Linked DNA regions of Homo sapiens: region 1 is linked to region 2. The links are chromatin loops, found by intact Hi-C in ENCODE. Cell type or tissue: A673. All regions are shown on one strand. Links, peaks and the distances in the headings refer to the core of each region. The heading gives the core; the rest is flanking DNA. Region 1 overlaps PPP6R3 (protein phosphatase 6 regulatory subunit 3). Region 2 has its middle 42 kb from the start of GAL.

Region 1 (9,809 bases), core at 1,214-9,213, 130 kb after region 2:
AACCCGGGAGGTGGAGATTGCAGTCAGCCGAGATCGCACCACTACACTCTGGCCTGGGCAACAGAGCAAGACCCTATCTCAGAAAACAAACAAACAAACAAAAAAACTCTATGAGACAAGGGGCCACAAGGGGAATGAATACTTGCAGAGAATTCTCCACATGGGATTCATCCGGAAGAATATTGAGGTAAAGCTGAGGAAATCCTAAGTCGTGTACGAGAATCTGAATATCGGGGGCAAGAATTGGACATCACTGTTTAAGCTCAAGGGGAACCTGCAAGGGTTGAGTAGGACTGTTCTTCAGGAGCTGGGGCTGAGGAGACATCATATGCAAAGTAGTATTTCAGATGCCTAGGAAACATCCACCTGCCAGTTAGAAGCAGAGACCCCTCACAGCAAAACCACCATAGTATCTCTCCAGGCAACAAAGTCTGACCTAGCTTTGCAGCCGTGGTAACAAAAAGAAAAAGACAGTTGCAAGAGTCAACAGTAGAACCAATAGGCCCTGGTAAATCACTGCTCATCAGGATAAAAAGAAAGCCAAGTAAAAAGTGACTAAAATTTCAAGTCTTAGAGCTAGCACCAGTTCAGGAAGGTAGATGATTAAATGATTTTTGTCTACCTTCTAGAGATACAATGGGGACAAGTGAAATTTGATTAACTATGTTTGCATGTCCCCCAAAAGGACCTACTGCGCCACTTCTACCACTTCCTAGTAAATGCCAACTGAGCCAAAAGTCAAATATGCAAATTCAATCTCTAATCTTTAATAAAAACTTCTAAAGTGATGGAGATTAGGACTCAGAAAGACAAAAGTGGCTGACCAGAAGTCAAACGTCCTTTCGCTGGTATAAAACAAAAACAAACACACAGACAGAGTCCCGGTGCCCTGGAAGCAGTGGCCTGGGCGGCGAGTCTTTCTCTGCATGCTACTACTTCAGCTTACTAGGCCTGGCTGGTCATTGGCGCCCCTCTCAATAACCCCCTATAAGCTTAGAATCCCTTGAGTTCTGCAGATTTAAGATATACCAAAGCAGACTGAAGAGGCTGTCATTTAACTTCCTAAAAATACCACAGTACCACAGAATCATATTGTACCTAGCTCAGAGAGACTGGTCTCCACCTGGTTTGCTAAGACTCCAGGGTCTCACAATAGAACCACAGCTTTCCTTGATGTCATTAATGGAAGGAAACTCCTGCTAATCGTAATGGTCTTACCTTTCAAACCAAGTTTAAAAATTAAAAGAAATGTTTTCTTCTTTGTGGCTCCTTGCCCATTACAGGTTATCCTGGTAACAGTTTTCCTCCAATTTACTGCATTAGCAGATTAGCAGGAATACAGTGGGATATGGATATGAAACAAGCTCTCCTGTAAAAGAAAAAAAAAAGCAGATAATCACATATGTTCTCTTTTGGTGTGATGATAGCTGCCATTAAAGCATACTGGGTCAGGGTCTTGGGCCACACAGAACTATACCACAGGGAATTAAAAAGTTCTAGTTAATCACTAAAATTTTTCTATATGAACATAAGAAAAAAAGCACTGTCATCTCTCTACCTTAGCTTTTATCCTACCCTAAACAGTATCTCAGAAGTAAATACAGATGTCATAATAGCACTATCAATGAGTGAAGAAGAAAAATACATATTCTTACCTTTGTCTTCTGAAAACATCAATTCTATTCTTATCCAACATAGGGTCCACTATAAAGGCACCACACTTTTACTAAAAAATACTAAAATTTTACAATTTCCTTCCTTTAAATGCCCCCTGGCAGTCCACTTAATACGTTTTATCAGGAAGCGTGAGTAGAACATTAAGATCACTGAAGTTCTAGCTGTACTCAAATTCAGTCTCTAGTGTCAATTAACCAAACACTGCACATGAAAAGAATAGAAATTATCTTTCAAGGTATGCACTTCATATATAGCTTAATACTGTGGAAAATGACTTAAACTGTGGACATTGAACTAATTAGAATTCCTCTAAGTAGTGAAGCCTGACAGGGCCAAAAAAAAAGAAATCCTCTAAGAATGCAATCTACAAGGCATTTCCAAAACAATGCTGTTCATCTAATGCCTTTCCCCCATAAAACTCATACTACATTGTGATAGCAACATTTTCCCTCAAGTAAGATAATAAATAATGTTAAACATTTGTTAAAATCAATCAACAAAAATAACAGTAACAGGCCTCGGTGCAAATTAAAACGAGTATATTTAATTTTAAAAATAAAATATTTTACCAGTTAGGTGGTTTTTGACTATACACTGCAAAAAGTATAATCATCCAAATTTTTGCTTAAAATGAGAACAGACCATGTGGCTGTGCTGCTGGAGTCCTTAGACAAAACAGAAAGGTCCTGTATGGCAAATCCCTCTTCCCTCCAATTTAGGATCATGTATCACATCTAAAGTCCTATTTCCTTAATTTCCTCTCATCTGAAACAGTTCAACGTTTTTTTCCATTCATTTCACTGACATCTTTGAAGAATATGGGTTATGTGCTTCTGGCAGTAGTACTACATAAATGAAGCTTTGTTTCTCCTGGAGCATCACAGAAAGAGACAAGATGATGTCAATTTGCCCCATTATTGGTGATAATTTCAATCACTTGGTTAAAATTATATTTGCCAGATTTCTTCACTATAAACTGAGGATTTTCCTTTGTAATTAATTCATAATATGTAGAACAATACTTAAGAGACTATGTTCTTACAACGTTCATCCAGTAGTTTTAGTGCCAACTGGCAATTCTTGTCTGAATCAATTGATATTCAGTTATGAAAATGATGAGGTTTTTGAGGCTCTACTGTTCCTCCTGACATTCAAACTTCAGTGAGGGATGCTCCCTTCTCCCCACTTATTCTTTCCTTATGTCATCAGTATGGACTCATAGATTCGTATTTTATTAACTTTTTTTTTTTTTTTGAAGACAGGGTCTTGCTCTCTCGCCCAGGCTGGAGTGCAGTGGTGCAATCTCAGCTCACTGCAACCTCCACCTCCTGGGCTCAAGTGATCCTCCTGCCTCAGCCTCCTGAGTAGCTGGGATTAGAAGCAACCGCCAACATGCCTGCTTAATTTTTATATTTTTTGTAGAGACGGGATTTCACCATGTTGGCCAGGCTGGTCTCAAACTCCTGACCTCAAGTGATCCGTCCGCCTTGGCCTCCCAAAGTTCTGGGATTATAGGTGTGAGCCACTGTGCCTGGCCAATTAACATCATTATTCATTCTGATGTTCAAATTGTCCCACATTTGGCCAGTGGGAGCCCCTTCCTGCATGCTCTTGTGTGCTTTTCATAGTTCTCAAGCACTTCCTTATTTCCTCATGTAACATGTTCTGGATTTGTCTTATGCATTCTCTGTTCGGCTTTGAAATCTGCCATTTCTCCAAGGAGTCTTGGTTCCTTTTAGTGGGGGATGTAATTTAAAATGAAGGTCTTAGAGCAAAGTACGTTCATAGATACTGAGGCTGTCACTTCCTCTGTCCTTTTATAGCAAACAAAGCTGGGAAGGAATGTCAATTTCATATGCTCCAACTCTGTTGTGTATCCCTGACTTTTAAATATGAATGAAAACCAAGGATTACCAGACACCTCCAGAAAGCCTCTACCATAAAAAGCAGCAAAACAAACAGAAAAATGCAAGTTAGAGGAAAAGACCATCAGAAAACAGGAAAGAAAATTGAAAGCCTAAAATGGAACATTTTAGCAACGTTTTCCAACATCCAACCAACAGGGGTTCTAAAAAAAAAAAAAGAAAGAACAAAAAAACAGAAGAGAGGAAATCAGATAAATAATTCTCAAAACCGTTACTTAAAACAGACCCATACCAAGGAACATCACTGTTAAACGGCATGACCCTGGCACAAAGAAGAGCCTAGGTCTTCCATAACCAAAAATCTGAATAGTTTCAGATTTCTCAAGAACAGAAAACAAAAAAGTGAAGTAACACATCACATCCATTAGGATGGCTACTATAGGAAAAGAAGAAAAAAAAACAGGAAATAAGTGTCAATAAGGATGTGGAGAAACTGGAACTCTTGCGCACTATTGGTGGGAATGCAAAATGGTACAGCAGCTGTGGAAAAACCGTTAACATTCATTCCTCAAAAAATTAAAAATAGAATTACTATATGACCCAGCAAGTCCACTTATGGTTCTACACTCAAAAGAACTGAAGGCAGGGTCTTGAAAAGATATTTGTGTACCTGTGTTCATGGCAGCATTACTCACAACAGCTAAAACATGGAAGCAACCCAAGTGTCCATCAACAGATGAATGGGCAAGTGAAGTATGGTAGAGACGGAGTATCCCCTGTCCAAAATGCTTGAGACCAGAAGTATTTCAGATTTCAATTTTTTTGCATTTTTAAATATCTGCATATACATAATGAGATATCTTGGGATAGGGCCCAAATCTAAACATATAATTCAGTTGTGTTTAAAGTATACTTTATACATATATCCTAAAGGTAATTTTACACAATATTTTAAATTAACTGTGTATTGTGTGTCCATATTGTGACTGCAACCAGTCACATGAGGTCACATGTGTTGTATGAGGTCAGGTGTGGAAACTTCCACTTGTGGCATCGTGTTGGCACTCAAAAAGTTTCAGATTTTGAAGCATTTCGAAATTTCCAATTAGGGATGCTTTAACCTGTATATACATACAATGGAATATTATTCAGTCTTGAACAGGAAATTCTGATATACGCTACAATGTAGATGAACCATAAAGACGTGCCAAGTCAAATAAGCCAGTCACAAAAATGACAAAAATGTATTTTGAATAAAGGCAGAAGACTATGTAATTCCAACTTATTGGAGGTACTCAGAATAGTCAAAATCAGAGCCAGAAAGCAGAACAGGAGATGGAGGACGGTGCTGATTGCACAATGTTATGAAGGTATACTATTAACTGTACACTTAAAAAGGCTAAGATGGTAAATTTTTTAATATGTATTTTATTACAATAAAAAAATGATAATGGGGCAATGTCTAAAGAATTCTGAAGAGATCCGTTCTGGCTGAATGTCTGTCCTCCCTCTCTTCCACTCATATGTTGAAGTCCTAACTCCCAGCATGGTTATATTTGGAGAAAGGAAGTAATTACAGTTAAATGGAGTCACAAGGGTGGGACCCTGAATTGACAGGATTAGTGTCCTTATGAGACACCACGTGCACATGAACCCAAGGAAAGGCCATGTTGAGAAAGTCTGGGTCATAATCTCGAAAGACACAATCCTGAATGCCACAATCCCGAATGCTGAATGCTCATGTGCAGTGGATTCTAATTATTGACTGGATAACTTTGTGAACATTAGAATTCTGGGCGTGTTTTGGAACATCGGTTTGCAAGCTCTTCCGAGCTGGTATGACTTTTCTTTCTCTTCTCTATGTTCTCATTGTTTCAGGATTGCTGCCCCCCTACCGCCTCACCCCTCCAGCTCCTGGTTCTTTGTCCCAGCCATCTCCTGTGGTACTGTGCTGTGTCTGCCTTGTGGAGACCCTGAGGATGTTCTGGATGGAGTTACCAAGCCCCCGACAGGCTGGTCCAGTTCCTGGCCTCAACAAAGTATGTGTCCTTTTGCCTCAGGAGACCAGCTGCTCCCTAAAGGCTGCAGCCCCCAGCAGAGTTTGGCCTGTTTTTCTGCCTGTTTCACAAGAGAGTGAGCCCCCCTGGCTCCAGCTGCCCACCTGCACGAAGCTCTGTTAATGGCTGGGACCCCCGAAGCACCTGGGCCCCCAGCCTGTTGCTGGGCCTGGGCTTCAGCTTCTCTCCAACTCCCATCTACTCCACATCTGGTCCTGGGAGATGTTTTCTTTCCTTCTGAGCCTGAAAGATCAAAAGCCCTAAAGTCTAAAATCCTGAAAATTACAATCCCAAAAGATCAAAATCCCAAAAATATAATTCTGGAAAAAAATAATTTAAAAAAACTTTCAGAAGACATGTATTTCTATTTTCAAAGGGGGATTTCAGGCCAGGCATGGTGGCTCACTCCTGTAATCCCAGCACTTTGGGAGGCCAAGGCAGGTGGATCGCCTGAGGTCAGGAGTTCAAGACCAGCCTGGCCAACATGGCGAAACCCCGTCTCTACTAAAAATACAAAAATTAGCTGGGCGTGGCGGTGCACACCTGTAATCCCAGCTACTTGGGAGCCTGAGGCAGGAGAATCACTTGAACCTGGGAGACAGAAGTTGCAGTGAGCCGAGATCACACCACTGTACTCCAGCCTGGGCGTCAGAGCAAGACTCCGTCTCAAAAAATAAAAAATAAAGGGGGATTTGAGAAACATAAAAAAAATGAGAGAATACGTCATAGGTCACTTTACACAATAAAATAGGCAATAATCACATGCATATTTTTGCAAGGATACAAGGTATAATTCAAGTCTAATAATGACAGTCACATGGGTAGACTAACAGTCATGAGCAGACAAACTACATTCATAAAGAAATAGGTTAAAAAAAAAAGCAAAATGCATAAATGCATATAACAGCCAGCATGGTGGCTCAGGCTTGAGATCCCAGAGCTTTGGGAGGCTCTGACGGGTGGAATGCTTAAGGCCAGTTCAAGACCAGCTGGGCAACACAGTGAGATCCCACCCCTACAAAAAAAAAAGTTTTTTTCATTAGCTGGACTTTGGAGCAAGCACCTGCAGTCCTAGCTACTCAACAGGCTAAGGCAGGAGGGTCACTTAAGGCCCAGGAGTTTGAGGTTACAGAGAGATATGATCACGCCACTGCACTCCAGCCTGGGTGACAAAGCAAGACCTTGTTTCATTCATTCATTCGTACATACATTAAAATGCGTATAACTACGGGTGGTAATTGTATGCAATCAGCTTTACAACTGCAGTCATCTACAACCTATGTCTTTTGATGAGATCTACCAAAAACCACGATGGATCAACATCACATATGCAGTTGCTCAGAGAGCTAAGATCTTTAATTTTATCTTTCACAAATGCAGATATACAAAAAAGGACATCTCTTCATTTACTGAGGAAGTTTCAACTGTTTTACACATATGTACAACGCTTACACACAAAGTCAACACTAAAAATGTACTTTTGTGGAGTCAAATGTGCAAAAAACGCATAAAACAAAAACAATATATACAACTTATACCACCAGTATTGAATATGATGTGAAGACTAAATATATAGCATAGCAAACTGGCGCTATGTGTGAATGGGCAGAAGTCTTATAGGACTGAATAATTTGGCAGAAGAGATTTCTTGTAGTTTTTGTCTGTCTTCACTACGTCTATGATCTTCGAAACACCTGTTGCACTTGTATTTGAAGAGTGGTTGTGGTCTTCAAACTCTTTAAGTACATGCTGTCTGTTTCAAAGTCTGTTATGTCCAGCTGTTGCAATTAAGCAATTTTCTGCTTTCATAGCCCCAATAATAATTAACTTTAACATTTTTATCTTTCACCATTACGTAGCCTCATACACTTATCACAGCCTTTTTGCAAGGGAACAATTTCACAGATCTGTTCCATTGTGTTTTAAGAAACACAGTAAGAAGGAATATTTGACTTCCCCAATACCAGATTTGTATTAAGCTTCTCCAGCAAGACAGAACTGGTAAGATATGTATACAGATACATGAGAGGGGATTTATGCGGGGAATGAGCTCACACGATTATGGTGCTGGGAAGTCCCATGACAGGCAAGCTGAAGACCCCCGGGATGCCGGTAACGAGGTTCAATCCAAGTCCAAAGGGCCTGAGAACCAGGGACGCCAGTGGTCTCTAACTCAGTCCACAAAAGCCTCAGGACCCAAGGGGGCTGCTGGTGTATATCGTGGAGTCCAAAGGCTGGCAACCCTGGATTTCTCACATCCAAGGCAGCAGAAGAGTCTGGACCCTGGTTGATTGGATGGTACCTGCCAACACTGAGGGCAGATCTTCCCCGCAGCCCACTCAGACTCACGCATTAGTGAGTGAGGTATTATCAATTACAAAATAGGGATAATAACTAATAACAGGAATGGACAAGCACTTGTACAATGCCAGCACAAAAGGTTTGTAAGGGCAGACATTCATACCTGACGTTTTGTGATTAAGCAAGTGCGTTTAGATGCTGTTTGAGAATTTTTCCATCTCCTCTGAAAACACTCTCACAGACACACCCAAAACCTAATGTTTCACCAGGTTTCTAGGTACTCCTTAGTTAAGGTGTCATCTAAAACTGAGTCCACAAGTCCACCTATTGTCAACCTGGCACCCACACGCATCTCCTTAAACCATACTTAATTTACGAATAAAGACAATAACAAGGTAATAGTTCCGTCTAACGTGATGCAACTATCCTACGCACAACCAAAAACATACTGTCCCTTCCCCGGTAATTGGCTTTCAGGGCTTCAACACTCAGGATTTTAATCTTTTGTGATTTTCAGGATTTTAGAGATTATGATCTTTAAGGATTTTGATCTTCAGGGATTCTGATCTTTAGGTATTCCAACATTTGGGATTATGGTGCTCCAGACTGTGTCATCTGGTATGATGATTGGCACCACATGTGAGAAGAGATGGTGTCTCTAAACCAGAAAGAGGCCACTCTCTAGAAACCAAATTGTCAAGAAGCTTGATCTTGAACTTCTAGCTTACAGAATGTGAGAAAATAAATTTCTGTTGTTTAAGCCACCCAGCCTATGATATTTTGTTATGGCAACCCTGAGCAGACTAATATAGAAGGAAAACTATTTCCAATCCAAAAGCATATACACAGTCAAACTTTATCAACCACGAGTACACAGAAAGACACACAGTCTCAACAGGTCTAGCTCCTATACACCTTTCTCACTGAAAACTACTGGCAACTATGCTCCACTAAAACTAAGGAGAGCAACAAGGTAACACAGAACACAGGAATAGGAGATCCAATGGGGAGAAAGAGGTAAAAAGAACCCCCAAGGTCACAGAATGGGAGAGCCAGCAGTCCAAACTAGAAAGATTCCTTCAAAAGGATAAAGATGAGGGAAGATCTGAATATGTAACTGGCTAAAAGTCTGAGGCTAAATTAGTGATAAGTACATTTAAAAAACACACACACACACACACACACACACGGCTGGGCGCAGTGGCTCATGCCTGTAATCCCAGCACTTTGGGAGGCCGAGGCGGGTGGATCATCTGAAGTCAGGAGTTTAAGACCAGCCTGGCAAACATGGCGAAACCCCGTCTCTGCTAAAAATACAAAAATTAGCCAGGTGTGGTGGCACACACCTGTAATCCCAGCTACTCAGGAAGCTGAGGCAGGGGAATCACTTGAACCCAGGAGGCAGAGGTTGCCATGAGCTGAGATCGCGACACTGCACTCCAGCCTGGGCAACAGGGTGAGACTCCAACTCAAAACACACACACACACACACACACACACACACACTCTAACACAGTAACACATTTCCAGAGGAAACCAAAAGTTGTTTAGGAAAGGAAAGTATTTGTAATTTATACCATTTAACAGCTATAAATAGTATACATGGGCCGGGCGCGGTGGCTCATGCCTGTAATCCCAGCACTTTGGGAGGCCAAGGCGGGCGGATCACAAGGTCAGGAGTTTGAGACCAGCCTTACCAACATGGCGAAACCCCGTCTCTACTAAAAATACAAAAATTAGCCGGACGTGGTGGCGCGTGCCTTAATCCCAGCTACTCAGGAGGCTAAGGCAGGAGATTCGCTTGAACCCGGGAGGCAGAGGTTGCAGTGAGCTGAGATCACACCATTGCACTCCAGCCTGGGCGACAGAGCGAGACTCCGCCTCAAAAAAAAAAAAAAAGTATGCATGG
Region 2 (9,809 bases), core at 737-8,736:
CTTCCAAGCTCAAGGTGGGAGAATACAGAGGACAAGGCTGGCAGAGGAGCTGGAAATGTAGGGAAGAAATCCTGAAACAAGAGAGCTGTAGAAGGGGTGAGACCCAAATCTGAGTCTAAACTCTGCCCCAATCCTTGGATGGCCATCAAACTACAAACACGTATCAGAGACTTGAGGAAGCTTGGTGAAAAATGAGGGAGATATGAGAGAGGAGTCTACCCTGAAAGATATAAGAGGACTAGGTGATATTCGTGAGTTTTCTGCTCCTTTGAGTGCATGTATTCCCCAAATCATGCACAGCATGCATGGCAGAAAGTTGAATCCTTATTGGTTTGAGGTGTCAGAAGACAAAGTGTAGGGCTGGCTGAGCAGCTGGAAAATTAAGGGTGAACCCCCAAAGCAAGGGAACTACAGAGAGGGTGAGCTGCCAAATCTGAACATAAACTCTGCTCAAATCCTTGGCTAAATATTGAGCATACGGGTGCAAAGGGTTGGCTACAAAGACTACAGCTGGAAGTTGAAAAGCTGAGCAGAGACATCAGCCACTACACACTGTGGAGGAGGCAGACTCTACAGTTTCAGATCAAGCAAGTTAACTGCCTACTGGAACAAAACCCAACAATCTTCAGAAGAACATAACAGAATCCAAAGTTGCTACAAAATACTACCTACAATGTCCAGTTACCAACAAAAAATAACTAGACATACAAAGAAACAAGAATGTATGATCCATATTTAGGAAAAAGACAGTGAATAGAAGTGGATTCTGAATGGACCCAAAGGTTAGATTTCATAGACAAAGACTTCAAAGCTGCTATTTTAAATATGATCAGATAATTAAAGTAAAATATAGTCTTAATGAATAAACAGAGGGGAACCTCAACAAAGAAATGGAAGCTACAAAAAAGAATCAAATGGAAATTCTTCAAGCTGAAAATTAAAACAACAGAAATAAAAATTTCACTGGATAGGCTCAATAGCTTATTGGAGACAGTAGGAGAAAAAATCCATGACCTTGAAGATAGGTCAATAAAATGTATTTAATGCAAAGAACATAGAGAAAAAAGACTTCATTTTTTACCAAGAAAAAGAAATATATCCTGAGAGACCCACAAGACTGTATCAAGCAGTCCAACATGCATGTAATTGGAATCCCAGAAGGAGAGGAGAGAAGAAAAGAAAGGAAAAATACATATATTTGATGAAATAATGGCTTAAAATTTCCCAGATTTGATTAAAAACATTAACTTGAAGATTCGGGAAGCTCAGTGAACCTCAAGTCAGATAAAGCAAACAGACAAAAACCTCGACACATCGTAGACAAGCTACTAAAACCCAACGACAAACAGAGAAGCTTGAAAACTGCAAGAGAATAAAAACAATACATTATATACAGGGGAACAACAATATGTGCCTGGAGGAAAATGAAACAACATATGCAAAGTGCCGGAAGAAAATGAAAGCTGTCATCATGATTATTTCCAGTGAAACTGTTCTACAAAAATGAAAGCCAAAGAAAGACCTTTTCAGGTAAACAAAAGCTGGGAGAATTCTTTTCCAGCTGATTTTCACTGCAAGAGATGCTAAAGAAAGTATGCCGATACTTGATGTTTCAGTAACTACACTTTGTTTTTTTGTTTGTTTGTTTTGAGACAGAGTCTTGCTCTGTGGCCCAGGCTGAAGTGCAGCGGTCTAATCTTGGCTCACTGCAACCTTCACCTCCTGGGTTCAAGCGATTCTCCTGCTTCAGCCTCATGAGTAGCTGGGACTACAGGCTAATACCACCCCACCTGGCTAATGCTTGTATTTTTAGTAGCGATGGAGTTTTGCCATGTTGGCCAGGCTGGTCTTGAACTCCTGACCTCAAGTGATCCACCCGCCTCAGCTTCACAAAGTGCTGAGATTACAGGCATGAGCCACCATGCCCAGCTGTAACTACACTTTTTTTTTTTTTTTTTTGAGACAGAATCTCGCTCTGTCACCCAGGCTGGGGTGCAATGGCGCAATCTCAGCTCACTGCAACCTCTGCCTCCCAGGTTCAAGCAATTCTGCTGCCTCAGCCTCCCCGAGTAGCTGGGATTACAGGCACCTGCCACTACACCTGGCTAATTTTTGTATTTTTAGTAGAGATGGTGTTTCACCATATTGGCCAGGTTGGTCTCGAACTCCTAACCTCATGATCTGCCCACCCTGGCCTTCCAAAGTGCTGGGATTACAGGTGTGAGCCACTGCGCCTGGCCCACATTTTTAAGTAGTTACCACATTTCATGATTTCACATGGTTGGGCGGCTTCTGGGCTTTGTTTTGGGTCCCCTCCAGCCCTGCCGTCCTCCCCTAGGAACCCAGACGAACCACCTGCCGTGTGTTCTGTGCTCACCCCAGGCTCACACCATCATAGAATCTTCCGGAGGATGTGCCCTGTGCTCACTTGTTCTTTCTTTAATGAGACCACGTTTTACACACTTTCTGGAAAATGGCATTTTGTCTCTGATATCCAGTGACAACTGGGCAAGGGTTGAGACTATCCTTTATCCTACTTTGTATTCAAACCCCAGCTTCAAGCTGAGGAGTCATGCCTTTCCCTAATTCTGCAAAATTCAGGGCTAATATTTTTTCAAATACTGCTTCTCCATGGTCTTCTGGATCTCTCCTCAGACTGCGTAGCAGCCCTTCCCTCCTCTCAGAACTTTTTTCTCTTTATGCAGGGTTCTGGCTGAATTTCTCAGCACTGGCTTCCAATTCATCAGCTCTCCACCTATGTCTAGTCTAGAGTTTAGCCTGTCTATTGAGGCGCGTTTTTTATTTCAGTGACCATTTTTTATTTTCAAGATTTCTAATTGGTTCTTTTTAAGCTTTTTGTTTTCCTTCCTTCTTTCCTTCCTTCTTTCCTTCCTTCCTTCTTTCCTTCCTTCTTTCCTTCCTTCCTTCTTTCCTTCCTTCCTTCCTTTCCTTCCTTTCTTTCCTTCCTTCTTTCCTTACTTCCTTCCTTCTTTCCTTCCTTCCTTCTTTCCTTCCTTCCTTCCTTCTTTCCTTCCTTCCTTCCTTCTTTCCTTCCTTCCTTCTTTCCTTCCTTCCTTCTTTCCTTCCTTCTTTCCTTCCTTCCTTCTTTCCTTCCTTCCTTCCTTCTTTCCTTCCTTCCTGTTTGGGGAACCGTATCTTCAGTTCTAGGTTTCTTCATTTCTCTCCTTGAGCCTTCCAAGCACATTTATTTTAGTCTTTATCAGACTATTCTACAAAATTAATTTCATCTGCAGTGGATTCTAATTATTGACTGGATAACTTTGTGAACATTAGAATTCTGGGCGTGTTTTGGAACATCGGTTTGCAAGCTCTTCCGAGCTGGTATGACTTTTCTTTCTCTTCCCTGTTCTCATTGTTTCAGGATTGCTGCCCCCCTACCGCCTCACCCCTCCAGCTCCTGGTTCTTTGTCCCAGCCATCTCCTGTGGTACTGTGCTGTGTCTGCCTTGTGGAGACCCTGAGGATGTTCTGGATGGAGTTACCAAGCCCCCGACAGGCTGGTCCAGTTCCTGGCCTCCACAACGTGTGTGTCCTTTTGCCTCGGGAGACCAGCTGCTCCCTAAAGGCTGCAGCCCCCAGCAGAGTTTGGCCTGTTTTTCTGCCTGTTTCACAAGAGAGTGAGCCCCCCTGGCTCCAGCTGCCCACCTGCACGAAGCTCTGTTAATGGCTGGGACCTCCGTAGCACCTGGGCCCCCAGCCTGGTGCTGGGCCTGGGCTTCAGCTTCTCTCCAACTCCCATCTACTCCACATCTGGTCCTGGGAGATGTTTACTTTCCTTCTGAGCCCAGCAATGTCTTCTTAGTTTTCTCTTTGTCGAGGCCATGGATCATTCCTCCGGGCCATGTCGAATGTGCTGTGTTTATCTTGTCTGTGGAGACGAAGGGCCGAAGTGTGAATGCACAGCGCCACCTTAACCAGACGTTCAAATCATTCTTTTTAAAAGCTGCATAAAACTCCGCGGCATCCAGTGCTCCCCAGGCGGTGGGTGTTTTTGTTTCATGGTTTGATGGGTTTTTTTTGCCCGATGAATAACGCTGCTGTGCATCAGGGTGCATACAGCCTTAAATACCTGTATGCAGCTTTCAAAGCTGTTCTATAATGTCTCACTTTATTCTTTCCACATTTGCAGCTTTTTATCTTTGTATCTTATCTTTTTTCTGAGTTTCTTTTGGTATATTTTGTTGTTCTTTTTCCAGTTTCTTAAAATGAAGAGCTGTTACTCAAAAAAAAAAAAAAATTCTAGAACAAGGCAGGCATTGAGGTGAGCCACGTCTTCTGGCCCCCACTCTGCCGTGTGCTGTCTACTTTGTGAAGAAGTGTGCTTCTTCTTAATGCTTCCGAGAGAGTTGGTAGCTTTCATTTCATGGCAAAGATTATCAAGGAGTGTTTCTACATTTCCAAGAGGATTTCGGTCACTTTGAAAAAGAGAAGATCAATTTTACTGTGGTATGATTTTATTTATTTATCATTTACTTATTTTTAGGGTCAGGGTCTCGCTCTGTTGCCCAGGCTGGAGTGCAGTGGCATGATCACGACTCACTGCAGCCTCCGACTCCTGGGCACAAGCAATCCTCCCACCTCAGCCTCCCAAGTAGCTGGGACTACAGGCATGAGCCACCATGCCTGGCTGTGGTATGATTTACATCTGAGAAAACTAACCCATAGGTTGTAGGCAGGATAATGGCCCTCACCCAGATGTCTACATCCTAATTTCCCACTCCTTTTACATCTGTAAGATTTTGCTTTGTGTTCTAAGACCAGGTTTATTAGGTGTACACACATTTAGAACTGTTACATGGTCCAGGTGGACTGGCCCTCTTAATGCTGATGAAATGTCTGTATTTTACTCTGGTAACTCTTCTTCCCTCGCAGCCTCCTTTGGTGTCAGTAGTTAATAGTGCCACATCAGCTCTGCTCATTTAGCATCTTCGTGGCGTATGATTTCAGTCCCCTTCAGCCCTTCTGTGACTTTCTATGTGCGTGTCTCTTATAAGTAGCATACGATCGAATATAATATTTTACTCAATGTTACAATATTTGTTTTTAATTGGAGCATTTTGTCTATATATATATATTTTGAGATGGAGTCTCACTCTCACCCAGGCTGGAGTGCAGTGGTGCAATATGGGCTCACTGCAACCTCTGCCTCCTGGGTTCAAGCAATTCTCCTGTCTTAGCCTCCTGAGTATCTGGGATTACAGGTGCCCCTGCCACCACGCCTGGCTAATTTTGTATTTTTAGTAGAGACGGGGTTTTGCCATGTTGGCCAGGCTGGTCTTGAACTCCTGACCTCAGGTGATCTGCCCGCCTCAGCCTCCCAAAATGCTGGGATGACAGGTGTGAGCCACCATGCCCGGCCTCCATTTATATCTAATGAAGTGAATTCAGTTACACAGATGTGGGTCTGGACCCGCCGCCCACTGTCTCTGTGTTCTTTGCCCTCCTTCCCCTCATTTTTTGCCCTCTTTGATGTGCCGTGGAAATTCGCGGACGGCGTTGGCAGTGCGAAGCTTCGTTGGGGAGAAGGGTCGGGCAGGGATGCTGCAATCCACAACTCAGATCCGAGAAAGGCTCCCCGCCCAGCCAGGAGTGCAGGGTGAAGGCTGGCCAGCAGAACAGCCCCGTGCTGGCCTGAGATGGCTGGGCTTAGCACTTGGGGGGAGCGCCCCATAAGAGAGTGACCTTGGTCCTGCTGCCTTGCTCAGTCCCTGGCTGTGCTGAGCTGGGAAGGCAAACCCTGGGGGAGCTGGCAGCTGGGGGCTGCCCCTGACCACATGCCTCGCAGCTGCTGGGCAGAGCATCCTCTGTCTAAGGAGGTCTGATTCTACCCTGTGTCTGCCATTATCCGCCCTTGCACTGGCCGGATCCCCTTTTCCACACATGTGGGAAACCACCCTTCCAGGGCCCCTCTCTCTGTGTATTTAGAAGAGGGAAATTAATGGAAAAAATGACAGCCCCATAGCCAACTGCGTTCATCTGGGAACACAGTGGTCCCTCTTGTCCCCGCCTCTACTTTCTGTTCTAAATTGCCCTGGCGCTCAGCTGTCTCCTGTTGGCATCAGGTGCATCTGGTGGCTGGACCCAAGCCCTATGTTCCTGAAGACTGTGAGCCCCTGTGAGTCCCTGCTAACCATGCCCTTTTGGGGTCAGAGTTGCTATTCAGATCCATTTCCGGTCATAATCGGAAGAGGGGGTGCCAAGAAGCACCTGCCCACGTCGGGTGTCTGAGTCCCACATGTATTCCTCTCTGCCGCCTGCTCTCAGGTGACAGCAGCCCCCATGTCCCCCTGCTGCTCAGGGCCAGCCACCCCCACTAAGAGGGTGGCTCCTCTTACGGCTTGCTGGCTGGGCCAAAAGGAGCCTGCAGTACCCTGGTGGAAGCTACAGCTTGTAGTTCTGTCCTCTGGCAAGCAAACACCTCCTTTGGAACCAGAACCGCTAACCTTGCAGAGCCAAGACTGGGGAGATGGAAAACACAAACAGGGGTGACCAGGAGTGATGCTGAGTGGGCCGCCCTGCTCCCACCCCTCAGCTCCCAGACCTATGTGTGCTTTCTGCTGAGAACACAGTGCCATATGAAGGCCTCTGACTCAATGTCCCCATGCCATCCGGGATGACGGGGCCTGTAGTTACAGGGCATTGCTTCAGCTCTCCGTGTGGGAGGCCACTCCAACACCCAGCCAGTCCAGCAGCTTCCGAACAATGAGACGCAATGAGTAGATCCTAGGGACACAGACCCTTTCCCACATCTCCTTCACTGCAAAGTGGCTTCCCTGATCAGAAGTGATGTTGTGAGCCCTTCTACGCCGATGAACAGGACATTCCTTAAGCGCTTGGACAGTGATGCCAACTGAGGCCCTGGAGCCAGGAAAGACAAACTCCTACCTAGAAGAGATGTCTATTTTTGTGCAAACCACTGGCCTTTCCAGAATGAAAGAGGCCCAGTGGGTCCACTTGCTGTCAAGTGGCTGGTTGGTCTCCTGTGAACCTGGGCCACACTGGCAGTGGGATGCTGGTCTCCTGTTGCTGGCAGGTTGGACATTCAGATAAGAGAAGGAGCCAGATGGTTTTGGGAGGTTGCAGTCCACACTGTTGGCCTCATGCCTGCCCTCTGTCTCAGCTGTGGCCGCTCCGTCCATGTGCCTGTCTTTGTTGGGTTGGTGTAGCCACTAAGGCTGGCTCCCATCAGTGGGTTGAGTGATCTTGTCTGCCTGGTGGTTCAGTGCCTCTTCCATGGAAGATGCTTGGGCTGCAACAAAATGCAGCAGGACAACCCCCCAAAATAAAACACCTACAGCCCCAACCCAACAACTGATAGGCGATGTCTGGGAAGACTGTGACCCGTAGTACTCAGCCTATGAGGAAACGGGGGAGAGACCTGTGCACTAGGGGATAAATTGCTTGTTGAAACCGTGCTGGGTGTGCCTACTCATCAGACACCCGAGCTTACAAGACCATCATTAAGAGTCCCACTTCCGCTGTTCTCCGGGTCTCTTGAGTCCATCCTTTGGGTTTGGACAGGCGAGTTTGTTTCTCACACCTAGTCCCAGTCTTTGCTGTCTCATCCTCACAAGCAGCCCACCCCGAATTCTCTCTCTCAGGGTGTACTGTCTATTCGGCATCTAACTTTCAGAATATTCTTTTTCTTTTGCAATAAATTACTCTGTTACCTCTCCTCTGCTGTGTGTCTCTTGTTTAAATTATTTTAAACTAAGAAGATGAGAACCAAGGTCTCACAACAGCAACAATAGGAGACTCAAGATGCAGCAATTGAGACGGAGTCTTGCTCTGTCACCCAGGCTGGAGTGAAATGTCGGCTCACTGCAACCTCCATCTCCCAGGTTCAAGCGATTTTCCCGCCTCAGCCTCCTGAGAATCTGGGATTACAGGCACACACCACCATGCCCAGCTTTTTTTTTTTTTTTTTTTTTTTTTGTATTTTTAGTAGAGATGGGTTTTTTCCATGTTGGCCAGGCTGGTCTTGAACTCCTGGCCTCAGGTGATCCATCCACCTTGGCCTCCCAAAGTGGTGGGATTATAGGCATGAGCCACCATGCCTGGCCTAGCAATTGCCTTTTTATTCTATTTGTTAGAGACAGGGTCTTGCTCTGTTGCCCAGGCTGGAGTGCAGTTGTGTGATCACAGCTCAGTGCAGCCTGGAACCCCAGGGCTCAAGTGATCCAGCTTCAGCCCCGGGAGTAGCTGGGATGACAGGTGTGCATCACCACTTTCATGTGCGTCCATGTGAAGAGACCACCAAACAGGCTTTGTGTGAGCAATAAAGCTTTTAATCACCTGGGTGCAGGCGGGCTGAGTCCAAAAAGAGTCAGTGAAGGGAGATGGGGTGGGGCCGTTTTATAGGATTTGGGTAGGTAAAGGAAAATTACAGTCAAAGGGGGGTTGTTCTCTGGCGGGCAGGAGTGGGGGTCACAAGGTACTCAGTGGGGGAGGTTTTCAGCCAGGATGAGCCAGGAGAAGGAATTTCACAAGATAATGTCATCAGTTAAGGCAGGAACAGGCCATTTTCACTTCTTTTGTGGTGGAATGTCATCAGTTAAGGCGGGGCAGGGCATATTCACTTCTTTTGTGATTCTTCAGTTACTTCAGGCCACCTGAGCGTATGCGTGCAAGTCACAGGGGATGCCATGGCTTGGCTTGGGCTCAGAGGCCTGACATTCCTGCCTTCTTATATTAATAAGAAAAATAAAACAAAATAGTGTTGAAGTGTTGGGGCAGCAAAAATTTTTGGGGGGTGGAATGGAGAGAGAGAATGGGCGATGTTTCTCAGGGCTGCTTTGAGCGGGATTAGGGGCCGTGTGGGAACCTAGAGTGGGAGAGATGAAGCTGAAGGAAGATTTTGTGGTAAGGGGTGATATTGTGGGGTTGTTAGAAGGAACATTTGTCATTTAGAATTATTGGTGATGGCCTGGATACAGTTTTGTATGAATTGAGAAACTAAATGGAATAAGAGAAGGAGAAAAACAGGTATTAAAGGTCTAAGAATTGGGAGGACCTAGGACATCTGATTAGAGTGCCTAAGGAGATTCAGCATAGTCCTGTCAGCAAAGATTATTTATTTACTTCCAGAGTTAAGAGTGGCAGTTTGGGGATAGCACCAGGAGATATCAGCTGTGATGGCTTGGAGAAACAGTGTAAACCAGCAGTGTAAACAAGAGCAGGGCATGTATGAATAGTTGAGAACGGTGAATAGGAGTATGACTAGACAGAAGATAGTAGGGATGACAAGTTTTTTGGGGGCACAGTCTAAGTTGGTCTGGTGTCTGGAATGAGACTGGGGCCTAATAAAAAGGAGCGTCTATACAGGAGCTCAAATGGGCTGTACCTTGTAGCATTCTGAGGACAGGTCTGACTTCTGAGAAGGGAAAGTGGTAAAAGTATTGTCCAGTCCTTTTTAAGTTGGTGGCTGAGCTTGGTGAGTTGTGTTTTTAAAAGACCTTCAGTCTGTTCTACTTTTCCTGAAGACGGAGGACCGTAAGGGATATAAAGGTTTCACTGAATACTAAGAGCCTGAAAAACTGCTTGGCTGATTTGACTAATAAAGGCTGGTCTGTTATCAGACTGTATAGAGGTGGGAAGGCTAAACTGAGGAATTATGTCTGACAGAAGGGAAGAAATGACTGCGGTGGCCTTCTCAGACCCTGTAGGAAAGGCCTGTACCTATCCAGTGAAAGTGTCTACCTAGACCAAGAGGTATTTTAGTTATCTGACTCGGGGCATGTTGAGTAAAGCTAATTTGCCAGTCCTGGGTGGGGGCAAATCCTCGAATTT

The links. Peaks named below come from ENCODE experiments on the same cell type or tissue, not always from the same donor. Only the 100,000 strongest peaks of a DNase experiment are listed, where the experiment ranks them.
Region 1: a loop joins it to region 2, with 38 times the contacts of the local background. A loop is called at or near these places in 4 of 110 quality-filtered maps.

Annotation. Positions count from the first base shown.
Region 1 is chr11:68,511,061-68,520,869 of GRCh38, reverse strand. It overlaps PPP6R3 (protein phosphatase 6 regulatory subunit 3), which reads right to left. Exons shown (of 24, transcript NM_001164161.2): 2 at 1,219-1,369. Among named protein-coding and RNA genes, the nearest start is that of PPP6R3, 55 kb to the right of the region's middle. RefSeq lists enhancers at 8,853-9,430, 9,431-9,809. In A673, for the core only: no CTCF peak of the experiment used is centred there; no DNase peak of the experiment used is centred there; H3K27ac peaks cover 503 bases.
Region 2 is chr11:68,637,881-68,647,689 of GRCh38, reverse strand. No RefSeq gene overlaps it. Among named protein-coding and RNA genes, the nearest start is that of GAL, 42 kb to the left of the region's middle. In A673, for the core only: a CTCF peak has its summit at 3,937; a DNase peak (open chromatin) is centred at 3,919; H3K27me3 peaks cover 624 bases.